2 separate regions of the Homo sapiens genome follow, and region 1 is linked to region 2. Evidence: chromatin loops called from intact Hi-C (ENCODE). Cell type or tissue: GM12878. All regions are shown on one strand. Region 1 overlaps IQCJ-SCHIP1 (IQCJ-SCHIP1 readthrough). Region 2 overlaps IL12A-AS1 (IL12A antisense RNA 1).

What was found. Hi-C counts contacts between places; a loop is a spot of excess contacts. Peaks named below come from ENCODE experiments on the same cell type or tissue, not always from the same donor. Only the 100,000 strongest peaks of a DNase experiment are listed, where the experiment ranks them.
Region 1: a loop joins it to region 2, with 4 times the contacts of the local background. A loop is called at or near these places in 1 of 110 quality-filtered maps.

Annotation. Positions count from the first base shown.
Region 1 is chr3:159,883,371-159,887,370 of GRCh38, reverse strand. IQCJ-SCHIP1 (IQCJ-SCHIP1 readthrough) reads right to left here. Exons shown (of 10, transcript NM_001414413.1): 6 at 1,047-1,164. It overlaps SCHIP1 (schwannomin interacting protein 1), which reads right to left. Exons shown (of 8, transcript NM_014575.4): 4 at 1,047-1,164. Among named protein-coding and RNA genes, the nearest start is that of IL12A, 100 kb to the left of the region's middle. In GM12878, a CTCF peak has its summit at 2,383 (motif pointing left); a DNase peak (open chromatin) is centred at 2,350.
Region 2 is chr3:159,962,105-159,966,104 of GRCh38, reverse strand. The region is part of intron 9 of IL12A-AS1 (IL12A antisense RNA 1); the gene reads left to right. Among named protein-coding and RNA genes, the nearest start is that of IL12A, 25 kb to the left of the region's middle. RefSeq lists an enhancer at 1,666-1,945. In GM12878, no CTCF peak of the experiment used is centred here; a DNase peak (open chromatin) is centred at 1,624; H3K4me3 peaks cover 548 bases; H3K27ac peaks cover 1,125 bases.

The DNA.
Region 1 (4,000 bases), 79 kb after region 2:
TGCGTGGACAGGATCTCATGTATCCAGTGATGTTCTGATGTCGCACTGCACTCAACGACAACAGTTTCCTCTTTGTTGGTCTTTGGTAAAAAAGGCTATAGACAGACCTCACAGAGAGGAAAGAATTCCAGCAACAGGCACCCATGATTATTCAGCCAACTTCTGTAATGGGAAGGAAAGACATGAGCTAATATTTCTAAGCCCAATAGGGAAGAACTGGATTTAGCTTATTTTCTCTTTATAATTTTTAGAGCATATCTAATTTCTCTCTCTCTCTCTGATATGGTTTGGCTGTGTACCCACCCAAATCTCATCCTGAATTGTAACTCCCACAATTCCCATGTGTCGTGGCAGGAACCCAGTGGGAGGTAATTGAATTATGGGGGTGGGTCTTTCCTGTACTGTTCTTGTGATAGTGAATGAGTCTCACCAGATATGATGGTTTTAAAAATGTAAGACGTGACTTGCTCCTCCTTGCCTTCCGCCATGATTGCAAGGCCTCATTAGCCATGTGGAACTGTAAGTCCATTAAACCTCTTTCTTTTGTAAATTGCCCAGTCTTGGATATGTCTTTATCGGCAACATGAAAATGAACTAATACACTCTCTCTCGTTAGAGACAGGGTCTCACTATGTTGCCCCGGCTGGAGTGCAGAGGTGTCATCATAGCTCACTGCAGCCTTGAACTCCTGGGCTCAGCTGATCCTCCCGCCTCAGCCTCCTGAGTAGCTGGGACTATAGGCACCATGATCAGCTAATGTTTGTATTTTTTTATAGAGACAGGGTTTTGCCATGTTGCCCAGGCTGGTGATTTCTCTAATGGTTTAATATGAAAATAGTTATTAACTTTAAGAAAGCTTATATATCTCTATTTTATTACAACTTTGACTTTTTAATCATTGTCAAATTTTAGGAGCATGCAATTCCAAGAAACTTTTCTTCTTTAATCTCTGAAATGTTTGTTCCTGATTCACCTTACAACAGAAAAGAAGCTAAATGGCCCGGAAATCACAACACCGAGCTTCAGCTGGTGCTGTTTGGACTCACCATGGGAGACAAGGGGGTGTCCAAGCTGGTTTCAGTCTTACTGTCATCAGCATCACTGTCCTTATCACTGCCACTGTCGTTGACAAAGCATATCTGCAAGTTCATCCCACTCTGCAGTCTGGGCAGAAACAAACAGGACACTAGTTCTACTTAGCTGTTTGTTATTTGGCTTCAGCCAATAGAACTGTCTGATTTTGCTAACAGAAAGTAGTCTTATGTGTTCTTCACATGGAGAAATGAGCAACCAATATTACTCTCCACATATAAATAACTCTTAGTAGAGGATTTTCCAATGTTCTGTGAGTTTTTTCCTCGCCAGTTTCATGGTAAGTGAAAAATAATTTAAGGCCCCATGTTAGAGCACCCAGCACAATACCAAACAGATAGTTGGTGCACAATAAAAATGTGTTGAGTCTTTGAGTTTACAGTCCTGTCAATCAAGATGAATGGGGTCCTCGGGCAAATAAGGCTGCGTGGTGTCATCTAGAGAACCCGTCCCAGGGGGACAATCAAAGACTCTCTCACTGGAGCCAGCATCCCAAGGCCACAGCTCTCTGAAGAAAGACTCCTTTTCTCCCAAATAGACAGAATAGGGTCATCTGAAGGAAATCTTTAAGGCAGTTGCCAAAAGCCAACCAAGGGAGCTCATTTATATCATTAAGGAAGGAAAACACCACAGGTTCACACTTAAAAAAATGTAAGGAAGCCCCAAACCCAGGCAGTAAGGTGCAGCCTTAGAACACAGCAAGGTTCTGCAGACCACCTCCTGCACACAGAACCTCAGGGACAGAGACCTTTGGGAAGCCATTATATGTGTGGTGAATCCTGAAGCTCCAGGGCTGATGTTTTTGGAAGCACAGTCACAAAGGGTAACCTGGCCGTGTAGCTGCCACTCGCAGGCCAGGCTGCACAGCCAACTTTTTGTTCTAACCTTCTTTTGAAGTTGAACACATTTCAATACTGTTTGGTGATAAAGCATTTTTAAAGAAGTAGTTTTCCTAGCATCTCTAGTAGCCCCAGTCTCTGTGTAAGCTTAGGGAAAGAAAAGGCAAAAGGAGGTTCCTACGCAAGAAAAGATCCCAAGGAAGCTGACCTAAGCCAGGTTTAGGGCAGAGGATGCTGAATTTCTCTGGCATTATTACTGCCATAGGAAGAAATGCCAAGAACAACTTACCTGAGATTTGACTTTTCAATTCCAATGGTAGGAATGCTTTGTAGAAATTGATCAGATCACTCATTTAAAGTGATTCTTTTATTGAAAACAACACAGAACCCAGAAAAAGAAAATCTGATTTAACACGGGAACCATAATTGTTATGGGTATGCACTGCCACCTATTGTTAAATTCTGTAATTACTGAAAATCCCAGCTTACAACCCCTGTAAGAAAATGCAGCCATTCCCTCAATCTGCCCAGCTCTATTTGCTCCCTACCCTCATGGCACAGGCAAGGGGGAGCCAGGCCCAGAACTAGGGGTTAGAAAGCAACACACCCCACTCTGATCATCTGAAGATGCTTGGAGTGAGCTGAACTTAGGTTCTGAATCCTTACTTCTTTCTCCAGGCACATTACAAAAGCTCTATGACCCTCAGTTTTCCTCATCGATAAAATGGGTTGAATAGTAGCAAACCCAGTGTTATGCAGGAAGGATTAAAATAGTTCATTCAGAGCTTAGTGCAGGGCAAGTGACCTGTACATGTGAGTTGCTCTCCATTCTCTATTTACTGAAAGTCTAAACAAAAGGAACAGAATTTTAGAGGTGAAATGACTCTCTAAAGTCACTTACTCTAATACTGCTTGTCCTGTCACAATAATCCCTGATGTAGAATCAACTCTCTGAGACAACACATGGTCTATTAGGCAGTTTGTTCTTCTACTGAGCTGGGATTTGCCACCTTTTTACTTTTATCCATTGGATATACATACATACATAAACACACACACACACACACACACACACACACACACACACACAGACACAGACACACATATATATTTTTTTCCTGGAGAAATCTAATATGTTCAGGTTACCCTTTGATTCCATGCAGGTTTAGAAATTTTAATGTCTGTCGGTCTAAAAAAATAAAATCAACCCCCTTTTAATAATAATACTCAAGTTCTATGGATTGGAAGATGGTGGGAAAAAAGCTGTTAGCAAATTAAAAACAGACACATTTTAAAGACAAACCCTAATTTGAATCTAGGATTATGTAGCATTTTCTATTTATTGAATAAAGTCTTGAGAAGAAGGGTCTGGCTACTGGATACACAGATTATAAAAATGTAAAATAACCCGCAATACAAAACACAAAGCAAAATAAAGTTTACAATGTCCAGATATATGTATTTTCACTCAGAAGAAAGTCTGATCATAAATTCTGTTGTTCTGCGGCCACGCTGACTTCTTTTTGAAGGATTAACCCAGACTTAAACATCCCATATAGTCTAACTCAGGAAAGGAAAGAAAAAAAAAAGTTGGGGGAGATTTAGTAGTCTGCGTAAAATCAAAAAACGCCGCAGGTAGAAATTCAGAAAATCGCCTTAGTACCACATTATCCCCATAGGAAACTGAAGAGAGCTTCTTATAGGGTGAGACATAATTCCTTATAGTGGTAATCACCAAGAATGTTACTCTCAGGAAAAGGAAATTATATGACATAACAGCTAATGGTTCAGAGGGGATTTTAGTAAAGACATCTTAAAACGAGCTCAGGTTTCAAGAAGGATTTGTTTGCTTTTAGCCTTTAAGCGGGTTTTAAGATGAAGTCAGCTCTCGGTGAAACTCAACCACAGCTCCCAAGCAGCCTGAATGGATGAGTGGGGCCACCTGGTGCTGCTGAAGGCCTCTGTGCCCAGGGTGGAAGAACAGATAACCCCTGTTCCAGGACCCTGCCCACCCTGGGAGACATGGCTGTTCTTGAGGCTCACATCTGAAAACCACAGTTCCCCGGGCC
Region 2 (4,000 bases):
AAAATAGTAAAGACATGGAAATCTACTCAACATCATTAATTACCAAAGAGAAACGAAAATTGAAACTTTAAACATTTTTATTTTTTGCTCATTAAATTGGTAATTTAAAGAAGATTTATAATGTGGAACTAAAAAAAAAATGGAGACGAAATAATCAATGAAATCATTTGACAAAATTTCCCAGAACTAAAGGAAATTGAAAGAGTCTACTGAGTGGCCATCAACATAGATGAAAATAGACTCTGCCGGGCACGGTGGCTCATGCCTGTAATCCTAGCACTTTGGGAGGCCGAAGCAGGTGGATCATGAGGTCAAGAGATGGAGACCATCTTGGCCAAGGTGGTGAAACCCCATCTCTACTAAAAATACAAAAATTAGCCAGGTGTGGTGGCGGGCGGCTGTAGTCTCAGCTACTTGGGAGGCTGAGGCAGGAGAATCTCTTGAACTCAGGAGGTGGAGGTTGCAGTGAGCCAAGATGGCGCCACTGCGCTCCAGCCTGTGTGACAGAGCGAGACTCTGACTCAAAAAAAAAAAAAGAAAAGAAAAGAAAAGAAAAGAAAAGAAAATAGATTCATACATATTCTCACAAAATTCCACAACACAGGGGACATAGATAAGATCCTACAAATGTCTAGGGAGAAAAGAAAACAACTTATGTAGAAAAGGATCATGAATCAGAACAGTTCTGGATTGTCCAACAGCAAAACTGGAAACTAAAAGAAAATGAAGAAATGTCTCCAAAATATAGGAACAGAATAATTTCCAACCTTTAGTTTTCGACCTACCAAGTTATTAATCAAATGAGGATAGGCATTTGCAAAATATCGTAAATTTACCTCTGATTCATTCTTTCTTAGGAAGGCTATTGGTGGGTGCATCCACAAAACTGGGGAGTCAACCAAGAAAGAGAAGAGCTAAAAGAAGAGTGAGGGAAAGAGCATATCTAGACTGATGTTAAAGAAAGACCTTAGGCCAGGTGCAGTGGCTCACACCTGTAATCTTACCACTTTGGGAGTCTGAGGTGAGAGGATGGCTTGAACCCAGGAGTTCAAAACCAGCCTGGGTGATGTAGCCCCATCTCTACAAAAAATAAAAAATTAGCGGGGCGTAGTGGTATGCACATGTGGCCTCGGCTACTCAGGAGGCTGAAGTGGGAGGATCACTTGAGCCCAGGATATCGAGGCTGCAGTGAATTGTGATTGTGCCACTGCACTCCTGCCTGGGCAACAGAGTGGGACCCTGTCTTGAAAAAAAAAAAAAAAAGAAAAAGAAAAAGAAGAAAAGAAAGACCCCCAAATGCCGGTTCAGATCAGAGGTCAAGAGGTCAGAGGTCTCCAAGAGAAAATTCTTCAGGGCTTTGATTTTATGAATACCTGACGCTTCTAAACACCTTAAGAGGAATTAAGATGATCCACAGAGACTTTGTGATTGACACAATAGAAAGTATGTTTAAAAATAAAATTAGTAATTATTAACTTTAAAAAACCCCACAAAGCTGTACAGGAAAGGGAATATAAATACTAGTATCGCCTCTGACTCATTTCTGACTAATGTCTAAGATGTCATCAGAATGTAAATACTGAATATGTCTCTAGTAGAATTGTGATATGACTCTGTTGGGGAGATAGGGTACTGAGAAGGGCTATGTGTATGTGGAGAGAAGAAAGTGAAATCCTTTTCTTTTATGGAAGCAAATTTAGAAAGAACACCTAAGCCAGTTACCCCCTCTCTTTCTGGACATTCTCATGTTTGGATGGGGAGTTATTAGGAAGACAAACAGCCTGAGAATAAAGATGACACACTGAGAAAAGCAGAATGGAAAGCAGAAACTGGGCCCTTGATGATCTGTGACTGAATTAACTAATCCCGGAATTGGTCTACCTCCGATCTATTTGTGTAAGGTCCTCAGTGACGATGCTGTGAGCATCTATGGCTTCCACATTCAAGTACTTTGCACAACTATCTCCGCAAATTGGTACAACTTCTAGACAAGGCATATAAAACTCCAGAGGCCACGAAAAAGGTCAATGTTAATGATAAGATATATTATTATTAAGCACTGACAATATGCCACATCCTTCAGGCTACCTGAAGATTGATAGCCCTTTCCGACTATGAGTTTTACTGCCTATGGCCTTAAATTTTTGTATCCACAGAATTATTGAAAGAAAAAAATGACTTTACTGAAAATAACCACACTAATATTTATGTATAAGTTTATACTTTTAAAAAATAATTTTGACACATGACAAGTAACTATTCTGAAGAAACACATTATTATGTGCTACCTACTTCACAAATGATAAACTAAGGAAATGAGTAAGACCACATATAAATTTCTACAAGAACTTTTAAATACAGTTGACCCTTGAACAACATCAGTTTGAACTGTAAGCATCCACCTATATGCGAATTTTAAAAATAAATATATTTGAAAACTTTTTGGAGATTTGCAACAATTTGTAAAAACTTGCAGATGAACTGTGTAGCCTAGAAGTAGTTCTAAAATTAAGAAAAAGGTATGTCACAAATGCATAAAATATACACAGACACTAGTCTATCATTTACTACCATAAAATATTCAGAAATCTATTATAAAATGTTAAAATGGGACTATGCCTGGCTACTCAGGAGGCGGAGGTAGGAGGATGGCTTGAGCCCAGGAGTTCTAGTCTACAGTGAGCCATGATCCTGCCACTGCATTCCAGCCTGGGTGACAGAGCAAGACCCTGTCTCAAAAGAAAAAAAAAAAAAAAGAAAACCACCCACACAAACACAGACTGTACATGGCACTATTTGCAGTTGAGAGAAATGTAAACAAATGTAAAGATGCAATATTCTATCATAACTGCATAAATTAACTGCAACAATACTGTAATACTGTACTACTGTAACAATTTTGTAGCCGCCTCTTGTTACTATTGCAGTGAGCTCAAGTGTTGCAAGTATCTGCTTAAAATGCCACTGTGATGCTAATCATCTCCAAGTGAGCAGTTCATTTCTCCAGTAAATTGTGGATTGCAGTAGAAAGTGATCTCTCCCAGTTCTCCTGTATTTTTCCTGTTTAGTGCAATAATGTAAACCTGGAATAACACCATGAGACTCATATAAAGTGCTACTAGTGATGCTGGAAGTGCTCCCAAGAAGTGGAGAAAAGTCATGATGTTGCAAAGAAAAATTGAATTGCTTGATCTGAACCACAGATTGAGGTCTGCAGCTGCGGTTGCCTGCCATTTTAGGCAGATCATTCACCTCATATACAGACAATGTAAACCTGTGGTGTCAATAGAGTGCAGTGTTGTAAATGTATTTTTTCTTCCATATGATTTTGATTTTCTTCCTTTTTTTTTTTTGGGATAAGGTCTCAGTCTGTAGCCCAGGCTGAAGTGCAGTGGTGGAGTCATGGCTCACTGCAGCCTCAACTTCCCCAGGCTCAGGTGATTCTCCTACCTCAGCCTCCTGAGTAGCTGGGACTACAGATGCATGTCACTATGCCTGCTAATTTTTCTATTTTTTGTAGAGACAATGTTTTCCCATGGTTAGTCTCGAACTCCTGGGTTCAAGAGATTCGTCCACCTCAGCCTTCTAAAGTACTGGGATTACAGGTGTGAGCCACTGTGCTTGGCTTCCATATAATTTTCTCAATAACATTTTTTTTCTTTTTTTTTTTGGAGATGGGTCTTGTTCTGTTGCCCAGGCTGGAGTACAGTGGTGTGAATATAGCTAATTGTAACCTTGAACTCCTGGGCTCAAGTGATCCTCCCACCTCAGCCTCCAGAGTAGCTAAGACTAGACTACAGGCACGCACCACCATACTTAGCTAATTAAATTTTTTTTTTTTTTTTATAGAAATGGAGTCTTGCTATGTTGCTCAGGCCGGTCTTGAACTCCTGGTCTCAAGACAGTCCTTCCTGGGATTATAGACATGAGCCACCACACCTGGCCAAGATTTTCTTTTCTCTAGCTTATGTTAAGAATATATAATACATATGACATACAA